Regions from separate parts of the Mus musculus genome. Here region 2 is linked to region 1. Evidence: chromatin contacts called from ENCODE Hi-C or POLR2A ChIA-PET data. All regions are on one chromosome and are shown on one strand. Each heading gives the region's core, a stretch centred on a gene start or an enhancer-like site at or near the end of the contact. The rest is flanking DNA. Distances are from core to core; before and after follow the strand shown. Region 1 holds the start of Srsf5 (serine and arginine-rich splicing factor 5). Region 2 holds the start of Med6 (mediator complex subunit 6).

Evidence for each region. A loop is a pair of places that touch in the nucleus more often than their neighbours do. ChIA-PET counts read pairs that join two places held with the same protein, here RNA polymerase II (POLR2A).
Region 2: POLR2A ChIA-PET joins it to region 1 with 15 read pairs in embryonic stem cell. The contact joins the promoter of Med6 here to the promoter of Srsf5 in region 1. A Hi-C loop is called at or near these places in 1 of 37 maps with a recorded cell type or tissue (regulatory T cell). POLR2A ChIA-PET finds 5 or more read pairs at or near these places in 3 of 5 experiments (Patski and embryonic stem cell).

Annotation. Positions count from the first base shown.
Region 1 is chr12:80,942,836-80,949,779 of GRCm38, reverse strand. It overlaps Srsf5 (serine and arginine-rich splicing factor 5), which reads right to left and starts at 4,281. Exons shown (of 8, transcript NM_001079694.2): 1 at 4,108-4,281; 2 at 3,060-3,204; 3 at 2,399-2,469; 4 at 2,186-2,284; 5 at 1,915-1,984; 6 at 612-685; 7 at 176-286; 8 at 1-60. The coding sequence starts at 3,185. Gm20337 (predicted gene, 20337) reads left to right here and starts at 4,381. Exons shown (of 3, transcript NR_045057.1): 1 at 4,381-5,043; 2 at 6,551-6,738; 3 at 6,838-6,944.
Region 2 is chr12:81,589,152-81,596,568 of GRCm38, reverse strand. It overlaps Med6 (mediator complex subunit 6), which reads left to right and starts at 1,561. Exons shown (of 8, transcript NM_001347384.1): 1 at 1,561-1,629; 2 at 5,156-5,315. The coding sequence starts at 1,608. It also overlaps the pseudogene Gm16570.

The DNA.
Region 1 (6,944 bases), core at 3,032-5,531:
CGGGATCGGCTACGGGACCTAGAGGAACTTCTGGTCCGAGATCGTGACCTGCTTCTTGACCTGCTATGAAAAATTGGCAAGAAGGAAAGAGAGAAAACACACATTAACCTGTATGACAGGGCTCTAAAAGCCAGCAAGTAAAACCTTTGGCTTAAAAATATAAACGAAAGAGTACCTGTGCCTTTTGCTGCCTTCAATTAATTTGATTTTTCTCCCGTTAATTTCCTTTCCAGAAAGTTTCTCAATAGCATTCTTTAAGTCACCATAAGAGGCAAACTCAACTACCCTAAAATGGAAGGAAAAAAAAATCCCTTTAAAGGTTATAAATCCAATAGCCTTGTAGACCACCTACACAGATCAAGATAAGCATAAGTTTATCCCTGTTGTTATTGCTGTTTTAAGTCATTTCTGATATATACAGCACAATTCTGTGGTGTGCCCCCCTATGTACTGTGGAATGTTGCAGGTGCCTATTATCAACAGTCCCTTGTGATAGTCTTTCTCCCCAAACTTAGCCAAAATCAAGCACATGCAAATTTTAGATCATAGCAATGCCACAATTAAAATTCCCAAGGTAATTAATTAAGACTCACAATCCAGGACATGCTTACCCTTCATTTAGTTTAGGTCGATGTGCATCCGCAAAGGTTACTTCCCCAGCTTGTCTCATGAAATCTTTGAGATCCTTAACACAAGACAATTATGTTAAGGAGAGAAAGGGAAAAGTGGCACACAAACAACCACATGGCATAAACAAGACTACTGGAAGAGAAGGTGTTAGATAAAGTACAAACATGGCATATACCACACTTGTATTCTATCAGAATTCAAAAATTATGCCAGGGCACGAAATAAGCAAATAGCATATTGCTTTTAAGCAAAATGCTAGAGGGCATTCCAATTTTTTAACATTATAGTATTAGTCTAACTGAGCTCAGTACAAAAGGGGGAAAAAACAAAAAACAAAACAAACAACAAAAAAAAACAAAAAGGAACAGTACATCCTTTAAAGACTAGTTTTATATTTAAAAAAAATAAAAAATAAAAAAATAAAACAACATTTACAAAGACACCAGTTATTTTGTGCCCCATATGTCATTAAAAAATTTTACTTTACCTTTATTAACATTTCCCTAGGCTAGTCAAGCAGCAAACCATTAAGCGGTCGGAGAAACCTTCATGACATAGGCCCGACTGGCTCTTCGCCACCCACTTGAAGGATACTACCCAATCGATGGAAGCCTTTAATCGCACAGCCCTCCCTATTAGCAGACTACTGGCGATGCAGACATGTTTTACTCTTGTGCAGTTACCAAGGACCACTTTACTGCGATCAGGATTCCAACGACCAACTAATTTCGTATCTTTCAACTCTTTCGACCAGGACCTCTTATTCGGAAGCGTTACAGGAAGACAGCTCTCAACTTAGGGATCAGATCACGTTATCAACGGTTCTGGGATCGCTGCAACCCGGCACTTCAAGTAAGTGCACCGATTACGTCTAGACCGGCAAACACAGATCTAGAGGTGGCCAACTGATCACTGTAGGAGCTGACTGGCAAAGTCAACCAGGCCCAACCAAGAGTGACCAAGACAACGATTAGGATAACCCACAGGCACTCCTCGTCATAAGGCCAACGACACAGATAGGCTGGCAAATAAAGGGTTTAATATTTGGTTAAAATTGATTTTAAAAAACATGAAAAAATAACCTCAAAACATTTACATTTGATCACTAATATTAAAATCTGAAACATCCCCCAGTTACATTTAACTAAAGTTTAAAATTATAGTTCAATTAAATTAATTTAAGATAAAGCATTTAATAAGATATATATTAATAAAACATTAACTACCCATTAACACTTTTAAATGCCACATTAAAAAATATCTCAAAACTGTATTTCAACAAACCTGCCAGCTGACTCTTGAGGATAAATTCTCAACTATAAGTCGATTTTCTGTTCTTACAGGTGGAGCATTTCTGAAGAAAGAAAAATAAGCATTCAGTGTCAGATGTTATGTCACAATGTCAAATGCTATGTGACAAGTTTAAGCCAAGATAGTGATTCCATCAAGTTTCTGGGTTCTCAGCATGTGGACTAACTAGACTTAACTAGTCTGAGAACCATTTAATGCTAACGGACCCTAACCCAACCGTAACAGCCAAACCCAAACCACATACCGTCTATCATTTCGAGGTCTGCGACTGCTAAAACGGTCGGAGTATCGTCCTCTACCTCTTCCACCTCGAGACCGAGCCCGGGCATGTTCAATCGTCACCCTACAAAGAGGTAAAAAAAGCATTCACACACTACACATGAGAGCACTTACATATGCAAATGTCTACTCTGCTCTACTTCCCTGGGAGAACTACTTATAAACCAATCATGCTTACCTTTCACTGCAAAGTTCCTTCCCATCAAGTTCATAAACAGCATCATCTGCATCCCTTGGGTCCTCAAATTCCTAAAATGTAGCAGTAAGAGTAGAGCTTTTGGACGTGCATGCATTCTACAGCACATTAAGATCATGGAAGCCGAGCGTGGTGGCGCACGCCTTTAATTTAATCCCAGCACTCGGGAGGCAGACAGATTCCTGAGTTCGAGGCCAGCCTGGTCTACAAAGTGAGTTCCAGGACAGCCAGAGCTATACAGAGAAGCCCTGTCTCGAAAAACCAAAAAAATAAAAAATAAATTTAAAAAAAAAATCATGGAAGTGTTAAGATATACCTTACACTCAGATACTATAACCCTAAGCTAGGGATGACTGAGAATCAACTCCAGCCAGCAGTTACTTTAACTTCTTAACAGAAGCCACTGCTTCTTGGCCACTTCTAACATCTTTCTGGGAAAACAATTCACATGGACTCAGAGTCCATGCTCATCACAAGAGCTCTACCCACTTTGTTTTTTTTTTTTTTCTTTTTTTGGAGACAGGGTTTCTCTGTGGATTGGCTTGCCCCTGCCTCCCAAGGGCCAGAGACCAAAGGCATGTGTCACCACCACAAAGTTACCTAACTTCTCGACAGATAATTCAACTCAGTTTCAAGTACTTACCACAAAACCAAAACCTCTTTTCAAGTCAATATCTCGGATCCGTCCGTAACCCTTGAAGAATCTTTCCACATCTTTCTCCCTCGCTGCTGGATTTAGTCTCCCAATGAACACTCGACAGCCACTCATGATGCCCGGCTAGTGTTTCCTGTTAGGCAGTAATTGAATCGAGACAATATCAACGATTGACACCATGGGGGTGGGGGATGTTCAGTCAAGCAGTCAAACACACCCCACGTTTACCAACTCTACTAACAAGGTCGCCATGTACCTTTTAAGTCGTTCACGACCACCACATTCAAATTCCAAGTTAAAACTTAACTCTCCAAAAGACCCCCTTCCCAGGTTCCACACGGCAGCCCACCACAACGCCAGTAGCCACCTTTCTAGACTGCGCAGCCGCACACGCTGTCCCCGGATCCCGGGGTTCCCCTCCCATCTGCCGCAGTTAAGGCCAGGCCGAGAAATGCGGGCGGAGCCGAGCCCGCCCTCTGCCAGGCCTGGTCCAATAGCAGCCGGCCGCGCCCGCGTCGCGGCCTCCCCGCGCGTCACAAGCCGGAATCTCGCGACGCCACCACCGAGCCTGCGCAGTGGGCGACGGGGCGCGTTCGCAGCACAAAATGGCGACGGCCGAAGTATGCGGCGGGGTGTGGGGGGGGGAGGAGCGTAGCGAGCCGAGCTGCGTGCCCCCGAGACACGGGCAAGCCCGGGGCCCAGAGCGCTGCGCCTGCGCCGGCCCACGGGGGGAAACCCTAAGCTGCCCTGGGCCAGGCCGGCTCCCCGGCGTCCGGGCCTCGATGAGAGCCATTAAGGGCGGCAGGGAGGGGCGCGCTGCTTCCCGACACAAACGCCCTCCCCACGCCCGCCCTTCCGCCTCGTGTCCCCCTCACGCAACACCCACAGGGAGACGTGCCCCAGCGCCCACCTCAAATCAACTGCGCTCTCTGAGTCGCCGTCCTCCGCAAAGAGCGAAGCCCCGGCCACTTGCGACCCGAGCGGCCATGAAGAAGCCTCGATCCGAGAAGCCTTGCCCTCAAAGCGTGCCACTCACCTACCGGACAGGGTCTTTGGCGGCTGAGACCCCGGAGAGGTCCGTAGTCTGCGACGGAGCTGTCTGCCTCCCTACACAAACACACACACAACACACATACACACGAACCCAACTCGTCTACAGTCTCTCCACAACTGACGCACTTAGCAGCTCGGACGTTGCACAAAATGGAAGGGACGTCCTGGCGTCACTTCCGGGGCGGTGCCAGAAGCTCGGGGACCGCCCACTTGGAGCTGAGGACAGACGGTTCCTGGGAGCCGGAAGTTCTAGTAGGGCGGGGCTTCCTTACCGCGACCCCTGGCGAGAGCAGTGGGTGGTGGGAGGACTAGAAACGTTCGTTCAGTTGGCAGGATACACCGGGACACTTCTTTGGATACGAAAAGATGTATTTAAACTTTTTCTTAGGTCCCTCGAAGATTACCAAGAAACCCAGGCTTTTCAAAAATCACCTGTTTCTTTTAAAAATTCATTTACATAGTCGGTCTCGCTAAGCAGTCCTGGCTAGCCTTGAGCTCAGCGATCCAGCCGGTCCGCCTTCAGTGTGATAGGATTATTGGCCCGAGCACCAGGTCCAATTCTTTCTTTCTTTCTTTCTTTCTTTCTTTCTTTCTTTCTTTCTTTCTTTCTTTCTTTCTTTCTTTCTTTCTTCCTTCCTTCCTTCCTTCCTTCCTTTCTTTCTTTCTTTCTTTCTTTCTTTCTTTCTTTCTCTCTTTAGCCTCTTCTGCAAATTGTACTTATCAATGTCCTTCAAGAGAGGGTTCTTAGCCGGGCGTGGTGGCACACGCCTTTAATCCTAGCACTTGGGAGGCAGAGGCAGGAGGATTTCTGAGTTCAAGGCCAGCCTGGTCTACAGAGTGAGTTCCAGGACAGCCTGGTCTACACAGAGAAATCCTGCCTCGGAAAAAAGAGAGAGAGAGAGGGTTCTCTGAGGCTCAAGTAAGTGAATTCTTTCAGTGTTGTGGTTTTTGTTCTGATCAGCCTAAGGAACTGAATTGTTTTCTACTAAAGGAGAGATTTCACGTGGTGAAATAATGAAATTGGTACTGTGGGTAAAAAAAAAAAAAACAAAAAACGCTCCTATATATTGAATCCCTAGGGCCAATCTTGGCTCAGCTAGCTGGGAAAGATTTCAAGTTGTTTCTAAATCCAACTGGCCATTGTCCATTCCTTTCTGTCCAGGTCTCAATCTCAATAGTTAGGTGGACGGTGGTAGCTTCAGCCTTTAATCATCTCTGTGAGTTCCAGGCCTACCTTATCTACAAAGTCCAAGACAGCCAGGAAAACCCTGAGTCAAAGAACCAAAAAAAAAAAAAAAAAAAAAAAAGAGTCGAAATCAACAGTTATTGAGAAATAGAGTTTATGCTTCCAGCATGGATGTAATACACAGCAGTCCACATCGGTAACTCTATCCAGCCTTCCCCAGTGAGGTTGGGAGGTCTAGAAACATTGACAATAAAGACTGTTGTTGTTGTGAAAAAGGCTACTTCTCTTTAATATTTTTATCTGTAACCTAAGGCATCATCTAGATTTTGAGATGTACCTAGAATAGAGTCACACAATTTCAGCTAGGGTCACAGGGATGAACTGATAGCTCAAGAAGGAGCAGAGCAACCCTGGGTCTGACCTCATTCACGTGGAATAAGCTTGTCTATTCAGTTAACTATGCAAATAAAAACAGCATCAGTGGACCCATTAAAAAACATGTAGCGGGCAGTGGTGGCGCACTCCTTTAATCCCAGCACTCGGGAGGCAGAGGCAGGCGGATTTCTGAGTTCCAGAACAGCCAGGGCTACACAGAGAAACCCTGTCTCAAAAAAAAAACAAAAAAACACTTGTATTATCCCAGAAATGTCTGGGGGTGGGGGGTACTCTCTTTTGGATAAATATTTTCCCCATGTCATTCTTTAGGGGCAAGGGCATCCTTTCCAAAGACATTCAAACAAATAACATATATGTAGTAGAGGAAAAGAGTTACAGAGATCACAGATTAAGAGAACATTTATTGTCCATCACAGACCTGCTAGCTGCCTTCCTCTCCCCAGAAATCGGGTTACACCCTCCCTGAAGGTGTTAGGAGTTGATAAGAAAGCTTACTGTAGCCAGGCATGATGGATAGGTATGTTTTTAATCCCAGTGTTTAGGAGCAGAGGAAGGAAGTAGCCTACTCTATGTAGTGAGTTCAGAGTTAGCCGGAGCTACACCGTGAAACACTGTCTGAAGAGAGAGAGGGGGAGAGAGAGAGAGAGATTCTGTTTCTGACTCAGATTCACCCTATAAGCCCATCTTTTACTTATTAAATACTGATTTTTTTTAAATGCCTGCATGATGTTTAAAATAGCAATGTCTCTAGAGTCATTCAATACAGACATTTCATTTCTGTCGACTGTAGACCACATCATTTGCTGGTGATCCTCTCTGATTATTGTAAAACTGTTTCCCCCAGATTGGACATCCCCATCTTGAATCAGAGCAGCTGTTGACCAACCACAGAGCCTCTGGAAGTCAGGCCTATCAGCATTCCTGCATGGAAGACTGAGGAAAGCTCCTCCCAGAAGCTGTATCAGCAGTGAATGATGACTGGGAAGAGAGATTGCTGGTACCATAGGCTGCCTTTGACTCGCCCAAGGCCCTGTAAGTAACCCCAGCAAACTCATCGACTCACCAAGCTGGAGCTGAGTGGGTTCTGTCCTCTCCCCTAGGTAACAAGATGTTTCTTTTTCTTGCCCCCAGGAAACATCACACAACAGAGCTGAAATTTCCTATTGCCTAATGACAATGTGGCCGGGACATCATCTCAGCATAATGCATTCCTCACACGTTCGTGGCAATGGTCTCCG
Region 2 (7,417 bases), core at 312-2,811, 650 kb before region 1:
AAATATGTTTTCTCTGGATGTGGTGGCCCACACCTTTAATACCAGCACTTGAGAGGCGGAGGCAAGTAGATCTCTGTGAGTTCAAGGCCAGCTTGGTAGCCTAGTCAGCAAACCAAGTTCCAGGACAGCTAAAAAATCTTGTCTTGAAAACCAACGTGTGTGTGTGTGTGTGTGTGTGTGTGTGTGTGTGTGTGTGTGTGATGTATTTATTATGCTGAGAATTTAAAATGTGGAATTCTTTGATCTGTGAGTCGAAAAGTCCCAGTTAAATTAATGGTTCTCCTGCCTTGTTTGTGGATTCTGGTTACATGCTGGGGGAGCCTAGGTAGTCCTTAGTTTTGTGAATTTAGGTTCCTTCCTTCAGGTTTTGGGGTTCTCCTCTCAGTTTCTGTATCTTGTTTGTAAGCATCTCCATCATTTTGCTTTTAGAAAACCACACTAGAGACAGAACGTTCTGTTGTGGGTTTCTATGGCTTCCTCACATCACAGAATTGTTCCCTGCCTTCAAGTGTTTAGACACTACTCAAGGAATTCCTCTTCTCTCTCTCTCTCTCTCTTTTTTGTTGTTGTTTTTTCGTTCCTTTTCTCTCATTTAAAAATTTTATTTATTGATTTATTTATTTATTGATTTATTTATTTATTTATTTATTTATTTATTTATTTATTTATTTATTTATTTATTTTGAGACAGGGTTTCTCTGTATAGCCCTGGCTGTCCTGGAACTCACTTTGTAGACCAGGCTGGGATTAAAGGCATGCGCCACCACGCCCAGTTCCTTTTCTCTTTTTAATCTTGTTAATAATTCACCCCTGAATTCCCTTCCTATCTCTTGAAATTTAGTCATAAAATGCTACAGGTTTTTAACTGGTTTAGGTTTTTAGTTGGTTCAATAACAGGAATAACAAAGTCTCTTGATTTTCTCTGCTTGAGATAAGGTGAAAAACGGAGCTCCTAAGTCTAACAGTTTGTTTTTATACTCATGAGGTTTTTAAAAATACTGTCTCTGTGTGTAGTCCAGGCTGGCCCCAAATTTGTTATGCACTTGGCTCTGCCTCCTGAGAGATGGGATTACAAGTGAAAGCCTTGGTTTAGAGAATTTTAGAATGTTAGTAGTGAGCACGAGGCAGCGCTCTGTTTAACCTCTTTACTTGTAAATGAAATTACTTTCCCCACTGTTTGGGCCTAACGCTTTGCTTATTTTTTGTTTGTTTGTTTTGTTCTGGCTCTGTTACTACAACCTCTGCCAGCTGCAGTTTGGCATCTAAGCGAGGGGGTCATTCTTTATCTTCTTACTCCACAGGTCTACAGGCCCCGCCTTCCCTGCGCCATCCTTCTGCGTGTCCCAATCCCCTCCCCTCCCCGCCGCCACCCTGTGACACGCCTTCTTCTTTCCCGCCCGTGTCCAACGACCAAAGCTCAACCCGGCTCCACCCACTTTAGGTCTCATCCCCGCCCCCAAACACTTTTTTTTTTTCCTGCCGCCGCGCTCCGCGTGAATACTTTTGACCTCCCCGCTAACCGTACGGCCGGCAGCCTCCGCTTCCGTCGCGGTAGTCATCGCCTTTACTGTGCGCCGGAAGGAGGCTCTTATAGCGCTTTTGGAATTATGGCGGCGGTGGATATCCGAGGTAATTAATTTTATGCTCCCCTTACCAGATTGTGGTTTACTGGGGTTTCATAGCTTGCGGAAGTCAGCGTTACCCTCTTTTGTGAGGTCTCTCAAGTTCTTCTGAGTGGCTCCTGGATACCCTAAGGCTCTAATCTAACGAAAAGGGGTCGCGCTTTCCCGTTTTCTGACGAGTCTCTTTAAAAGGGTAGATGCGGAAAAACTAGAAACAATTTAGGGGTTTCTCTCACAATGCTGGGCGTTATGTCGGGGCGAAGGGATAGCTTTTCGGAAGAGAGAAGTGGAATAAGATAAGGGCTGATCCCACCTTATGGGTCCCCGGACAGAAATCCCCGTCTTCTTATTAATAATTTTAAATTTTAGCCTATAATACCTTTCACTTATCATTCATTCAGTGGTTGCCTTCGGCAAGCTGAGCAGTAGAGGTATATTTTCATTGAGTAAGAATAAATAAATGAATGGAGACTCAACCTCTTACTAGCTTCTTGGTCGGGTAGCATTTTGTTTAGCAGTTTGTTTTTGCTTGTGTATATTTCATTCTTCCTCTTGGCAATTTCATACATGTACATAGTGGATTGCTTATTACTTAGATTTGTTAGCGTAATTGTAATGTGTCTGGTGTTTAGAGGAATGGCAGAGAAGCTGGCATAGGGAGGAGATGTAGAAGAGAAGATCTGGAAAGATAAATGTGAGAGAACAGTCAACAGGGACGGCATATTCTGACTTTGTCTTTTTTTTTTTTCATTTACGCATTTCTTTACTAGATCATTTTAGCTGCTGACAGTAGTGTAAAAGTCAGGGATAGAATTAGAAACAAAAAAAGGAAAACAAAACGAAACCAGGGCTTTTCTGGGATGGACAGAAATTAGAGGTAGCTTGGAAGAGTGATGACTGCATTAGTGAGAAGGTTAAATCTGCTTGGTTTTTGGTATATTCTGTTTATGAAGTGATCACAACTTACCTTTTATTTTCAGACTTGACTTTTCATTTCAGTTTTTGTAGATGAATGTCCATGGATACATGAGGCTGTTTAAATTGATTGAGATCTGTGAATAATAAAGTAAGTCATACTTGCCTTGACCTTCAGGCATGGATTGGAAGCATTTAGTGATTATTATGCTCATTCCTGATGAATAAAAACTCACAATTTAGTGGGAGCAGATTATCTGTGATTCTGGTTATGGAATAAGAATTAGTAATAAGGGGGCTAGAGAGATGGCTTAGCGGGTTAAGAGTACTGATTGCTCTTCAGAGATCCTGAGTTCAAATTCCACCAACCACATGGTGGCTCACAACCATCTGTAATGGGATCTGATGCCCTTTTCTGGTCTGTCTGAAGATAGCCACAGTGTACTTGCAATTATAAAATAAATTAATTTAAAAAAAGAATTAGTAATAAAAGTATATAAATTTGCCATGAGAACAGAGAAAATGCCACCATTACTACTGTAACAGTTATTGGGTTACAGTGTGCCAAGCATTTAATGTGCATAATATTGTATGTATAATTATAGATCTTACCTACCTACCAATGGTTAGTTAATAGATATGGACATGAAATGGTTATGCCTGGTAATGGCAGAAAGATAAAACTTTTTTAAGGAAAAAGTTATCGTTTCCTAAAGCAGCTAAAAGAAATGTACATTTTATGGTAAATGGAATTGTTAGTAGGATTAGGAAATTTAAATCATAGTCGTGGTTTTCCCTGTGTTGCTCTTCATTAGCAAAGATGCCTTTTTCCAAAAACATTATTTCCTGGTTTTATATATTGTGACTTTACCCATATATATTTGTGTGTATACACACACACATACACACACACACACATATATATAAATGGTTGGTATTATTTTTGTTAATATACTTCATTTGTTCCTTTTATTTTATTTTATTTTATTTGGTTTTTCAAGACAGGGTTTCTCTGTGTAGCCCTGGCTGTCCTGGAACTCACTTTGTAGACCAGCCTGGCCTTGAACTCAGAAATCTGCCTGCCTCTGCTGGGATTAAAGGCGTGTGCCTAAACGCCCATCATTCCCTCTATTTTAAAACACACAAAGCATGATTTTTTTTTTAAAATTGTTTTAACATGTAACAACTTTTTCTCATTTGATTAATATTTCACGGGATTGCTTGTCACTTTGACCTAGATCTGACTTCTTCAGAAATGGTAAAAGTAGCTGTATAGAAGAGCTGAAGTTTTTCATCCAGTATTATATGTTAGGGTGTTGATTACTTAACTATAATGGTGTTTAGTAGGCACTGATATGAAACATCATCATAGCCAATGCTCAATTAAACTCATTATAGGAAACCAATTTACCGTATCTTTTAAGACAGGATCACATGTAGTCCAAGTTGGCCTCAATCTTTTGATCCACCTATCTCAGCATCCCAGAGTGCTATGACTTATAGGTCTTCATCACTGTTCCTGGATCTACCATATCTTTTTAGAATTTGAGGTTTAATTCTACTCTGAATCTGAAACAGTATGGCTGTAATAGTGGATTTTACCATCTTCCCCTTAACTTTTACAACACTATCCTCTCATCTGTAATAAAAGGCTCCCTAATATTCCCTGTTGATCAGTGGAAGGATCTTTAAACTGGTGGTTGTGGCTGTTTTAATTGTTTTCTTTTCTTTTCTTTTTTTTTTTTTTTTTTTTTTTTTTTTTTTTTTTTGGTTTTTCGAGACAGGGTTTCTCTGTGTAGCCCTAGTTGTCCTGGAACTCACTTTGTAGACCAGGCTGGCCTCGAACTCAGAAATCCACCTGCTTTTGCCTCCCAAGTGCTGGGATTAAAGGTGTATGCCCGGCTCGTTTTAATTGTTTTGAATCAGTTTTCAACACTTAAGAAGTCAGGATTTCTAGGATTTTAATTTTTTGGGTTTTTTTGAGACAGGGTTTCTCTTTGTTGCCCTAACTGTCCTTGAACTTGCTTTGTAGACCAGGCTAGCCTAGAACTCAGAGATCTGTCTACCTCTGTTTCCCAGTGCTGGGACTAAAGATATGCACCACTACCACCGAGTTCTTTTAATACCTTTGTAAATGAGTTTTCTATACTAGGAAATAGTTTTTATTTATTTATTTAATTTATTTTTTTTACTTATTCATTTTATATCCAACTCACTGCCCCCCACCCCACTACCCCTTCCCCCAAGCCTTCCCCTCTCCCCTGCCACTTCTCCTCTGAGCATCTCCCTGGAGCCCCTCTGGGTATCTCCCTGGAAGTAGTTTATACTTCTTTTCTTTGTGGTGAGCCTTTCTTCTTTAACACAGTGCAAAATCCACCTCTTGCCCCATGAAAAATAATTTCCATTTCCCCTTTAAAGTGTTCTGCTTCCCCTTTTGTGCTTTTGTAATTCATTTATCCCTAACTTTACTACTTCCTATGTTTCTTTTTCATATCTGACTTCTATTAGACTGTCACAGTACATAGGGCAGAATAAATCATTCTTTAATTCATAGCACATAATAGGTATTTGTTAAAGTAGGTTATTTCTCTTTTCTAACTGTTTTTTTCCCCCCATAGATAACCTGCTGGGGATCTCCTGGGTTGACAGCTCTTGGATCCCCATCTTGAACAGTGGCAGTGTCCTGGATTACTTTTCAGAAAGAAGCAATCCTTTCTATGACAGGACGTGTAATAATGAGGTGGTCAAAATGCAGAGGCTGACATTAGAGCACTTGAAGTAAGTTGTTCTAGAGATTTTGCAGCAAATAGTTATTTTGGCCTGTGCGTGGTGGTTGGTAACAGACACAGTAGAACCTTTGGAAGGAAAGCAAAGTTTTAGCTGGGGAGATAACTTGGTGGGTAAAAGTACCTGTGCAGGTGCTTGGTAATCCGATGGTGGAGGAGAGAATCAGCTCTTGAAAGTTGTGCTCTCAGGCGCTTGGTGGGGATACATGTGGCCTCAACCCTAACAAAGAGTTACAGGCCACTGAGTAAAGCTGGGAGTGGGAGAGAGGGCCTCCCAGCCAAGAGCACACCAATCGGTTGTCTAGTGCCAAGCAGCCAGCCCTGAAAACATGCATACAAGGCACATCATATGGACTTAACAGGTTATAGTTAGGAATTACATATAATATCTATATTTTCATTTATATATAATACACATAAGTTTATAATATGTATTATATATAAGTATATAATATACATATATATGTAAGTATATAATATGTATACTATGAGTACATATATGTAGTAATAACTTGATGAAAAAGGGGCTGTGAATTTGAAGGAGAGTGGGGAGGTATAGGTGGGAGACTTGGAGGAAGGGGAAGGGAGAAATATTTTTCATTAAATTGCAGTCTCAAAAATAAACAAGGGCTGGAGAGATGCTCAGCAGTTAAGAGCACTGACTGGTCTTCTGAAGGTCCTGAGTTCAAATCCCAGCAACCACATACATAGTGGATCTATAGTGAGATCTGATGCCTTCTAGTGTGTCTGAAGATAGCTACAGTGTACTTACATGTAATGATAAATCTTTGGGCCAGAGCGAGCAGAGCCGGAGCGAGCAGAGGTCCTGAATTCAGTTCCCAGCAGCCACATGATGGCTCACAACCATCTGTACAGCTACAGTGCACTCATATACATAAAAGATTGTCCTTTGACCTTACACACACATACACCCACATTTGTGTGTGTATGTATAAAATATAATACATGTATGTAAACATATATAATCTAAAATAATAAAACACACTCTGTTTGGGTTTGTACAAATTTGACATCCATTTGTAACTTAAACGTCTTTGAAATGTCTGTGTAAGGTAGGACCGGAGCTACTGCTCAGTGAGTAAGTTTATCATTGGGGCCATTCAGTCAGATAACTATTATTATTCTCTTTTCAAATCTGATATTATTTAATGTAGTCTGGTTTATTGCAAGACCTTCTTTGACAAATGAAAAAATTTTATCCAAACATGAAACAGGATTCTTCACACATAGGATGCTAAATAAGAGTTTTGTTCCATTTGCACAAGTTTCTGAAATAACTCATGTAAATATTGGGGATGAGGTAAGTTTTATAAAGTTTAGTTCTTCTGTTTCTCTTGGGCCCACGGCGCCGACAAGATGAACAAGTGCTGTGGTCTCCGTACTACCTGGAAGCTCCATAGTCACTGATGGGACCAGAAGTGGCATGATAAGCAGTACAAGAAAGCCCACTTGGGCACTGCCCTGAAGGCCAATCTGTTTGGGGTGCCTCTCATGCAAAGGGAATTGTGCTGGAAAAAGTAGGGGTTGAGGCCAAACAGCCAAATTCTGCCATCAGGAAGTGTGTCAGGGTGCAGCTTGTTAAGAACAGCAAGATGACAGCCGTGATGGCCCCGTGGTGGCCGCGTGATGGCCGCCTGGCGGCGTGGAGGAGAATGATGAGGCTCTGGTGCTGAGTTGGGTTGAAAAGGTCACGCTGGAGGTGTTATTCCTGGAGTCCGCTTTAAGGCCGTTAAAGTAGCCAAGGTGTCTCTTTTGGCTCTATGCAAAGGCGAGAAGGAAAGACCAAGATCATAAAATTTGGCAATGGAAACAGTAATAAATTTTCATATTCTGAAAAAAAAGTTTCTATATTTTAAATAACTTTTACTATGAGGTAAATGTAGCTGTTAAAGGTAACTTACTGTAGTTTTAAATATAATCTTACTGAAACTAAATTTAAATTTATGAGGTTTTATATTGTTTTAAAGCCACATTTTAATCTATATACCACCTGTATAGGAAAATAGGTAGTTTTATTCAATAGCCAACCTTAACCACTGATCATCAGCACTTTTAGCCCCGCTTTTACAATGC